Regions from separate parts of the Homo sapiens genome. Here region 1 is linked to region 2. The links are chromatin loops, found by intact Hi-C in ENCODE. Cell type or tissue: heart right ventricle. All regions are shown on one strand. Links, peaks and the distances in the headings refer to the core of each region. The heading gives the core; the rest is flanking DNA.

Region 1 (5,386 bases), core at 153-5,152, 52 kb after region 2:
GCTCAAGACCCTAATCTTCCATGAAGCCTCTATCAAAGGGACAACAGGGGTGGAGAGGGCAGGTGGCTTGTCTTCTGGATTTTCTTGATAGCATCTGAGAAGGCAGGATAGTAGTGCTTATAGCAGGCATCATAAATCTTCACTTTAGTATCGTAACACCTGAGTGCTTATTATGTACCAGGCAAGGTTTATTCCAGCTTTATTTCATTTAATTCTCACATCACCATTTGAGGTAGATACTACAATATCCTGCTTTTATAGAAATTTGAGGCACAATGAGAAGACGTCACTTGTTCATGTTTATTTGGCCAAAGGTGGGAAGCTGGGATTTGAATCCAAGCAATCTGATCTCAGAGATTATGATCTAATGATGTCGTGTGTCAAGTTCTGTTTTTTAGTCTACAGAGAACCGAGCCAGGAGTCAGAAGACACAGCAGTTGTGTTGGTTTTTGCCTTACTTTAACTGTTGGGCTTTGGACAAGTGGCTTTGCTTCTTTTTGAGTCTCAATGTCCTCATTTATAATGTAAGGATAATAAACTAGTGGAGATAATGTTATATGTGTCACAGAGAACATTTATGAAAGCTGGCTAAACTCAACCTTAAATAAAGTTAACATTTCACCATTGTTCAATGTGGAATTATTGGCTATTGTTACTTGCTTATGGGTCTGTCTTGTCAACTGCATTTTATATTCATGGTGGGCAGACACTGTGTCTTACAGGTCTTTAATATCCCCTTGTACCATTCACTCTGATCTGGTCCTTATTTACCATGTCGTGGCTTATAGTAGGTGCCACACATTTCCATGATTGTACCTAGTCCTCTTCATAACCTATAACTGTTCCTTTTCTACGCTTTTGATTTCAGGCAGGTCTTTAATATCCCCTTGTACCATTCACTCTGATCTGGTCCTTATTTACCATGTCGTGGCTTATAGTAGGTGCCACACATTTCCATGATTGTACCTAGTCCTCTTCATAACCTTTAACTGTTCCTTTTCTACGCTTTTGATTTCAAGCTTCTCCTTTCTGAACATCGCACCCTACTTTTTCAGCACCTCCAGTTCAACCCCCCGTGGGACCTTGGATTCACTGACTCTATTGCCTGCCTCAGGCTCGGATTCATGGTTAATGATACAAGCACACATCCAGGGATGTTTGAGCCCTATTATCCACTTGTTCTCCATTGAACTTTCTTGTCAAAAATCCCAAGTCTCTGTTTACCCTGGGCCCATACTCAAGTAGCTAGATGTGGCTGTAAAAATTAAGAGCTGTGCTGACTTTAAATTTATGATGACACCTTATCAGTACCACAATCTTGTCACACTCCCTTTGTGAATTTACTTGCCCTCTCTTCAAGATATTTCGAACCTCCTCTCCCCTCAAAGCATCAGCATTTTTTTTTGTTCCTCCCTTTATGCTGAGGATCTTACTTCTTATTTCCCCAAGACAAAAAAGCCATAGATGGGAATCACTTTACATGTCTAGCATGAAATGTGTGAACCTACCTGCATCTGAACCCACAGGTTCTGTCTTCCTTCTGAGTGGAGTCTGCCTACATCTGACTTCACAGAGCTCGGCACCCACTAGGTTCTAGCCAGACTGCCTGTCTCATTTCTCAAGCATTCAAGGTCCTTCTTGCCTCAGGGCCTTTACACCTGCTGTTGACTTGTCTCCTGTGCTCTTCCTCCAGATCTTTGCATGGCTCTCTCTTTCTCATCCTGTTCACAGGCCACATTCTAAGCAAACTTTTCCTCACAACTCTATCTAAAAAGAGAACTCCATTCTCCATCCTATCACTTACTATCTTCTCAGCCTGCTTTATTTTTTTTAATAGCACACATCACTATCTGAAATACCATCTTTATTTATTTACCTGTTTACTGTCTGTTTTCCACAGGAGAACGTGGGCACCATCACAGTGGAGGACTTGTCTTGTTTCTTGCTGTGTTATTTGCATCTGGCATATAGTTAAAAATCACCTGGTGTATAGTAGATGCTAAACTAATGCCTATTGAATAAATGCGAGAAGGAACAAAATTAGGACCATCTGAATGACCTTAGGTAAATCACTTTTATTGATGTCAGGGTAAGATTATTGGCTCCCCAACAGCTAATGCTTATTCCAGGTTCTATTTTTCCTAAATGAGAGGCATTTGTGTAGCCACAGTCATTGTCTATGATCCAGGCACAGGCTTAGTGTGTGTTTAATGCCCATGAGTTCCACGGGTTCCATGTGAATCCTGAAGGCATCCGCTTGGCTGGGTTTCTGCATTGTTTGGCTCGAGTGTTCTAGTCATGGAACTTGAACAGTAGAAGATAAATTGAGAATGCTGTGGACATTTGAGGATGTGAGTGCCAAGAGATCACAAGGGAATTTAGTTAAGGCTCCTGTCCAGGGTAAGATGACTTCACAGAGCAGACAGAGTGAATTCTCAGCCAGCCAGTGGCTCTGTGGAGAGTATGTGCTGAGTTGGGCTGACCATTCTCTGGGTAGTTCCACAGGGCCTTGTGCCCAGTGACCTCTCTATTTATTCACACGTTGGCCTCAGCAGGTGCTGGTCTCCAGGAGCTTTTGGTTTGAACTTAGGCAGAGAGAGGCATTTGTGTGGCCGGTCTGGCGAGAAGAGTTTATGGAGTGTGATGTAAATCTCAAAGTTAATAATAATTGAGGCATTTTCTTGCATGTGTGCTGTGTGCCAGAGTGCCAAGGTTTTCTATGTTGCCTCATTTAATCTTAACACTCCATGGGGAAGATAAGTATAGCCTATGATATTGGTGTATCAACCACCTCCCTGGCCCCACTCCAAGGAAACCTGTAGGTATAGTAGGCATAACCCCCCTGCCCACTAGTAGCTTCCCATTTCAAGTCCCCTTCTCTCTTAGCTTCCATGCCTGAAGCCTTTTTCTTCTTCTATGTGGTAGCTTGCTCTGCCCATGTACAAGGCAGCACAGAATTATAGGGATTTTAATTTGTCCTCAGGGACTATCCTCAACTAATCCAGGATGGGAGTTAGTAGATGCATACCCATTTCTCCATCCTTTGGTGGGACAATTCTCTGGTCCATTATACATGGGTCTTAAAGGGATTGAGGGATAGAACTTCATGGTACCCAGCTTATTTCCTGGCTGTTCTGTGCTCCTTATCTCATTTTCCTCTCTCCTTCGCTTGTGTTTCCTCTGATTGCCTCTGAAATAAAATAGTACCTGTGTCCAAATCCTTTTCTCATAGTCTGCTTTTGGGGGAACCAAAGTAAGGCAATAATTGATTCCAAATTTGCAGATGAAGACACTGCAGAGAGAAGGAGAAAGGAAACGCCATGCCTCTCATTCATGTCTCTTTCTATTAGCAGGCTGGAGCTTCCTAACCTGGCTCCCGTCTCCCCAGATGAACTGTACCCAGCTTCCGTCACCACAGACCATCTCTTGTGGTTCTTGGGCCCATGCCCTAGTTATTGCTACAACATGAAAGCCTTTGACTATATTGTAAGATATGAAAGTTTGCTCCTTGGCAAGGGGCAGGGCACCCCCATGGGGCTGGAGGTGGGGCTCTCAGTGAGGCATGCAGCCAAGACGTCTGGACCCACCTGGTTGGAAACAGCATGACACACATTCTGGAAACACCTGCCTCAAAGCCTGGGCAGACGTGACCTGACAGGCTATGTTTGTCCTGCTGTGTTCCATGTTGCAGTGACTCAGGTACAGGTGTAACCTTCTTTTTTCCCAGGGTCTCTACCCCACCCCAAGACATTTGGGCTGTGTGTGCGTAGAAGCATATCCTTTTGGGGAAATCTTTTAGCCAACAGTGTTGGAGGGAGGGGCAGAGGTTTGCCTCTGATCACCAGTGGGGGCGATGAAACCCAAGCCAGGTATGAAACTGAGAAAAATGGGATGATTTTTGAGGAGAAAGTGCTGGTGGAGGGAACAGGCTTATGCTCTCTAGATCCTGATTAATTCTCTGGCCTCGAACCTTCCTTAATGACATTCCATTTTCTGGGGTCCTAGTGATTGCAGCATACTCTACACGGAGAGCAAAGGCTGCATGGTCAGGAATGCCCAGCAAGAGTGTTAGATTCTACCATAAAATAGGAGTAATGACCTGTAGCTCCTAGGGCTGTTATGCGGACAAATTGGGATTATATCAGACGAGAGGCCTGGGCCTTGCACTGTGCTCAACTCAGCAACAGCTCACTATGGCCTTCTGCCTTCCTGTCTGCCTGCGTGCTTTTCCATGGAATGGCAAATAATTGAAAGAAGAGATTTCCCCCTTTAAGTCTGTTGTGTGGAATATGTAACTGAGTATGCATAAGAAGCCTTTTGTGAGAAATAACCAGGGCAGGAAAGATCTTGGTTATTTTATAGGGAGGTGTTCCCTTTCCTTTCTGTAAACTGAGGAAAGTCCAGTATTCAACTGTCTTTGAAAGGGATACCAGGCTCCCAGCTTTCTAAACCAGGAGAGCAGTGATTCCTGAATGTTGATATGGGTAAGAGTTACCTGGAGGAGCTTGTTCAAATGCAGATTATCTGGCAGTGCTCTTAGAGATTCAGATTTTGCAGGTATCTACATTTTAATAAACTCCACCAACTGATTTTATTTGGTTTTCTTAAGAGATTGCACTGAGTGTCCGCAACACAGGCAATGCCGGCATCCCCACTGCCTTAGGTCCTCAGAACCTCCTCCCTGGTGTTTGAGGTGTCTTGGTGTGAACATTAACTTCATGTGAACTTGACTGAGTTACAGCATACCCAGATAACTGAGAAAACATTATATCTGGGTGTGTCAGGAGGGTGTTTCTGGAAGAGACAGCACCTGAGTCAGTAGACCCAGTAAAGAAGATCCACCCTCACCCCATGAGTGGGCATCACCCAGGATGTTGAGGGCCCAGATAGAACAATAGGGTGCAGGAAGGGCACATTCGCTCCCTTTTCTTGGGCAGGGACATCCATCTTCTCATGCCCTGGACACTGGCTCCCCTGATTCTCAGGTCTTCGGACTCCGACTGAATTACACCATGAACTTTTCTGGTTCTCCAGCTTGTAGAAGGCATGTTGTGGACTTCTTGATCTCCAAAACTGTGCGAGCCATTCCCATCATAATCCCCTCATATGTATCTGTGGGTTTCCTATGGGTTCCAAAGTGCTGGGATTACAGGCATCAGACACCGTGCCCGGCTGTGTCCTGTCTCTTGATCTTGGATTGCATATGTGTCCCTGTCTCTCTGGAGAACCCTGACTAATATACATGGCCAGGCAGGAAGTTTCCTTCTTCATCAGGCAGCATTTCCAGGCAAGCGCTCAGCAGTAACAAAATAGCCAGGAACTCCCCTCACATGAACTAGGGACTCCCCTAGCCAGGGATTACCCTCACAAGAGCTGCATCCCCTCT
Region 2 (5,386 bases), core at 136-5,135:
TCAATACTACTCAAAGTGATCTACAGATTTAATGCAATCCCTTTAAAAATTCCAATGTTTTTTTTTGCAGAAATAGAAAAACTCATTCTAAAATTCATAATCCACATAGAATTTTAAGGGACCCCAAATAGTCAAAATAATCCCGAAAAAGAAAAAAGCTAGAGGATTCACACTTCTGGATTTCAAAACTTTCCATAAAGCTAATCAAAACAGTGTGGTACTGGCATAAAGACAGCCAGATAAACAAAAGGAATAGAGTATGGGGTCCATAAATAAACCCTTATATATATATGTGATCAAATGATTTTGACAAGCATCAAGACCTTCAGTGGGGGAAAAGACAGTCTTTTCAACAAACGGTGCAGAGAAAACTGGATATCTACATGCGAAAGAATAAAGTTGGACTCTTATCTAACACCATACACAATCATTAACTCAAAATCGATCCATGACCCAAATGTAAGACCTAAAACTACAGAACCCTTAGCAGAAGACATAGAGCAAAATCCCCATGACAGTGAATTTTGCAGTAACTTATTGGATATGACACCAGAGGCACAGGCAACAAAAGAAAAAATAGACAAATTGAACTTCATTATATAACATTGTGCATCCAAAGACACTATCATCAGATATCAGCTCTGGTATGAAAAAAACCACTATCAATGCAGTAAAGTGGCAAACCCACAAAATAGGAGAAAATATTTGCAAATCATGTATCTGATAGGTACTAACACCACGCTATGCAGACAACTTCTAAAACTCAACATCAAAAACCCAAACAATCCAATTCAAAACTGGGCAAAGGACTTGAATAGATATTTCTCTAAAGAAGGTGTGTGAATGGCTGATTAAACACATGAAAAGATGCTCAGCATCACTAATCATTAGGGAAATGCAAATCAAAACACAATGTGATACCTTATACTCACTCACTAGGATGGCGACTATCAAACACACACAGAGAAAACAAAAAGTGTTCATGAAGATGTGAAGAAATGAGAACACTTGTGCACCATTGGTGGGAATGTAAAATGGTACAGATGCTGTGGAGAATAGTATGGTTCCGCAAAAAATTAAAAATAGATTTACCATATGATCCAGCAATTCCACTTCCAAGTATATATCCAAAAGAATTGAAAGCAGGGTCTCTAAGAGATATTTGCACAACCGTGTTTATAGCAGCATTATTTATGATAGCCAAATGTGGCAGCAATGCAAGTGTCCATGGACAGATGAATGGATATAAGCAAAATGTGGTTTATGCATACAATGAAATATTATTCAGCCTTAAAAAGGGAGGTTACTTTGATCAATACTACAACAGAAGTGAACCTTTAGGACATTATGCTAAGTGAAATAAGTCAGTGACAAAAAGACACATACTATATGATTCTACTTCTAAGAGGTAGCTAGAGTAGTCAAAATTATAGAGACAGAAAGTAGTGTGGTGGTTGCTAGGGGCTGGGGAAAAGGAAAACGGGGAGTTATTGTTTAACCGATAGTGGTGATAGTCGTACAACAATATGAATGTAATTTATGTCACTGAATTGTACACATACAAATGGTTAAGATAGTAAATTTTATGTTATATGATTTTACCACTATAAAAAAATTGGAAAAATGTCTGTGCTTTTAATAGAAATGCTATACAATCAATATGCTGTTGTAGGGTTCAAATTCTCACCCTACCACTTCACTTACCAACTCAGGAAAATGATTTCACTTCTCTGGGACTTGGTTTTCTTATCTATTAAATGAAGATAACATAACTCATTCAGTTGTTGAGAAATATTGAGTGAAGGTATGTAAAATAATATCTGGCACATAGGAGAAACTTAATCTGTGTTAGCTACTGGCATTGTTATTTATAGAGTTTTTGAAGTTTAGAACAGTGAGAGTCCTTTAGGCCAAGCTTTTAAAATCTAACAGATGAAGAGAACTGTAGGACTGAGGCCCAGAAGAGCTAAATGGCTTAGTCATAGTCACACAGCTACATGGGATGAAGCCAGTATAAGAACCTTGGTTTCCAGATTCCCAGGACGGTGCCTTTCTAGTGCATCTGACTGCCTTTTTATTTTTATTTTTTTGCAGAGAACAAATATAGGGGTTAATATAAAAAGACTGTATCTTTGTGACTGCCCTAAAGCATGTAGCTCAGGACAGGTGATCACTGACCACCTCTTAGCTTCAATGATCTTGAGATGAAGGTGCAGTGTGTTCCCTGGCAGCCTTTGGTGATGGACGTCAGGACCAAAGCCAGCTGGCTTGAGCTCCTCCCTCCATCTGTATCCTGAATAGGCCCTTCCCCTGAGCACTTTTCCCAACTGCCCCAATCTCTGCTGATGTTTAGATGAATCAGCTGACAATTACCTGGGGGATGTCTGGAGGAGTCCAGGAGCTTCCAGGAAACAAAGGATAGAACTCCCATCTTAACTTTGCTCAGAGCTGGGTTTGCACAACTCCAAACATCTTGCCAGAGTTTGATCAATCAAGTTCTGGTGGGCAGCAAAAGGAAAGAGGCCTCAATTTAGACTGGAACCAAAGACTGAGGATTTTTTTTCTTTTGTTCCATGATTTCGGCTCTCTGTAGAAATGGCCTCCACTTCTGTGTGATTCTTTGTCTCTCCACTGCTTTAACCCTCTTGATTCATCTCATGTCTTTGCCCGTGAGGTTATAAGGTTGCTTTGACCGGGTCAGGAAATTGTAGGACAGAGGCTCCTGCCAACTGAGACCGCAGGATAGGACTTTCTTCCTTGAGCTCTCTGGCATGATGCAGGATTGGAATCTTCTGTCAATTTGCATGTAGCTTTAGTGGGTCCATGTGGTTTATATTCAGGGGAACATTGTCAGTTATTTATATGAGAGGAGAGAAAATGGTGGTGGTGGCAGTGGTGGTGGTGGCAGCAGTGATGTGTGTGTGTGTGTGCACGTGTGTGTTTGCGTGTGTGCAAAGGTGGGGGTGGGCTTGAAGGGATGGAATTGGCTTGAAAATCTGCAGTGGGCTCTTTTCTCCTTTAACACTGATGCTGGGTAATTAGCAAAATGTGCACAGGGTTTTATCCATATTCATGCGCCCTTTCTCACAAGCATAAACAATCCAGTCTCTATTATTTCCTTGCGTGTGCAGCTCCCCCCTCCCTGCCACCTGCAGAGCCCTGTTCTGCTCTGTTCACATCATTCGGGCTCTGGTTGGGGGTGGGGTAGCCTGGGCGTGGGCGTGGGTGGAGGACTCCACAGAGAGCAGAGGGAGCAGGTCTTCTCCAACGCAGCATCTGTGCCAGGCTGGAAACTTTAACAAAGCGCATTCACAGCTATGATTACACACAATCTTTAAGAGAACCCTATGGAGTAGGTAGGGTTGCATAATTATTGCTGTGTGAAAAAATAGAAAGTGAGGCAAAAAGATGGGGCTATTCATTGGTTTGCTCTTCCAGATCCATTTCCCCTTGCTGCTTTGCCTGGCTCTCTGCTCTTGTAGGCTGACCTCAAGGGACCCCTTCATCCCTTGTAGATTTTATGTGAGATTAGACGGCACTAGGAGGCAGAGGTTGAGGTTTTATTACCACCTGTCTGGTGGTGGCAGTACCTGTGTTCCCATAGATGGCCACATTGCTATTGGTGGCTGCTTTTCCACACCTACACCTTCCACTATTTTTCAGCAACCTTTTTGAATCATCTTGCCCCATTCAGATCTACAGCTGTTAAAGACTTAGTGTGGATGCTAGCCCCTTTGCCATTTCTTACTGGTTCCCTGAATTCTCCCCACATATCTATAAAAAGTTCTTTCCTGCATTCTTCTCTATTAAACTCTTTGAGTAAGCAGCTGATGCCTGCTGGGACCTCAAATGGCAAGATGAGTGGCTTGCCAGTTACCACACAGCTAAGTAGGGAAAGCCCAGAATTCCTCCTTGTTCATCTGGATTGTTTTTGTTAGGTCACGATGTCTCATCACTGCATCACTGGTGTCTTCTTCATTCCTTCTCAGCAGGCTGTGAAACCACCAGCAAATAAGAGATTTGGATCCTGTCCCATCTTTCCCACTCTTTATGAATATTGGATTTCATGGTCTGACTTCTTTGTAGAAGCAGGAACCCAAGCGTGGGCATAGACAGTGTGAATGGTATGAGAGAAATTCAGGTTTTTTTTTTTTTTTTTTTTAAACCTGTCTGTTCTGTCATCTGAGGAAGTACCACATTTATGAGTGCAATGCAAGGAGATGTGGGTGGAGTCGTACAGTCAGAAGTAGCAGATGATGATCATGTCCATTCACTTTCAATTCTAATCTCTCCGTGCACTTGGGGATTTGCTAGCCTCTCTGAATTCAGCATTTGGGCGGTGTGATCACTGCGTTTTCCTCTTTCTTCATACATGACGTGAGAGCAAACTGCCCACCCAAACACTCTACTTCATAATGCAACAGGGTGAGATCGGTCTCTACCACATTCATCTGACTTAACAGTCCCCACTCTTCTTTCCCTCACCTGGTGCACAGGTGGAGACAAGTAAAACACATGCTTCGCGGGGTTTCCAGGGTGAAGGGCAGAAGGAAACTATACTATGCTGCTCTGTTTTCTTGCTTTCTTTGAAAGGAAGTTCAGTACAGAGGTGCACATCCTTTACACTCCAATTTGATAATTATTTACCAGATGCTTTCTGTGAACCTAGCACATGACAGGTCCAGAAGGGATATTGAAGGAGCATGTGGCATAGTATTTGCCTTCAAAGTACTTACATGTTTATTAGGGAAATATGGCCAACCTGGGAAAAACCCCAGGCAGACGTGCAAGATAGTTTATGTGCAAATGCTGAAGGTAAGCAATTGCTGCATGACATACATGACTGTGACATAAAGAAGATGGTCAGGAAGCTGCTGGGGAAAGCCTCATGAAAGAGATTCCAGAAGGAGTGGAAGGATTTGGACACCACTGGTCATTGAGTTTGTTATGACTACAGATTTCTCTCCTCTGGGGCTCAGAGTTCCTTTCCTGGAAGAGACACAGACATGTCCTGAATTTGGTCTTTGGAGCCATGTGTGTTTTCTTCTCTATACTTACACCATTGCCCAAGCTGCAACCCTTTTTGGCTTAGGTAGTCTTTTCTTTCTGCCCTATGTGACAGAAGAAGTGGTTGGTGACAACATGCTTCCCAGTGGTGGGTAAAGTATTTCCACGAAAAGACATTTATATCCAGACACTTGGTTACTGAGTTTATTCTTCTCCTAACACCCCAAAGGCAGAGAGTAGCTTGAAAAAAATCATTAAGAAGTCCTTAACCTTGTAACATACTGTTTTTGCTAAAAATATATATTAATAATATATTATTGAGCGAGCATAGATGAAGAAGGCCAGGGAGGGAGGAAGCAATAAGAGTGTGAGTGAGGTC

What was found. Hi-C counts contacts between places; a loop is a spot of excess contacts. Peaks named below come from ENCODE experiments on the same cell type or tissue, not always from the same donor. Only the 100,000 strongest peaks of a DNase experiment are listed, where the experiment ranks them.
Region 1: a loop joins it to region 2, with 7 times the contacts of the local background. A loop is called at or near these places in 5 of 110 quality-filtered maps.

What each region holds. Positions count from the first base shown.
Region 1 is chr2:60,052,152-60,057,537 of GRCh38, reverse strand. No RefSeq gene overlaps it. Among named protein-coding and RNA genes, the nearest start is that of MIR4432, 330 kb to the left of the region's middle. In heart right ventricle, for the core only: no CTCF peak of the experiment used is centred there; a DNase peak (open chromatin) is centred at 2,387; H3K27ac peaks cover 1,985 bases.
Region 2 is chr2:60,103,905-60,109,290 of GRCh38, reverse strand. No RefSeq gene overlaps it. Among named protein-coding and RNA genes, the nearest start is that of MIR4432, 280 kb to the left of the region's middle. In heart right ventricle, for the core only: no CTCF peak of the experiment used is centred there; a DNase peak (open chromatin) is centred at 2,270; H3K27ac peaks cover 708 bases.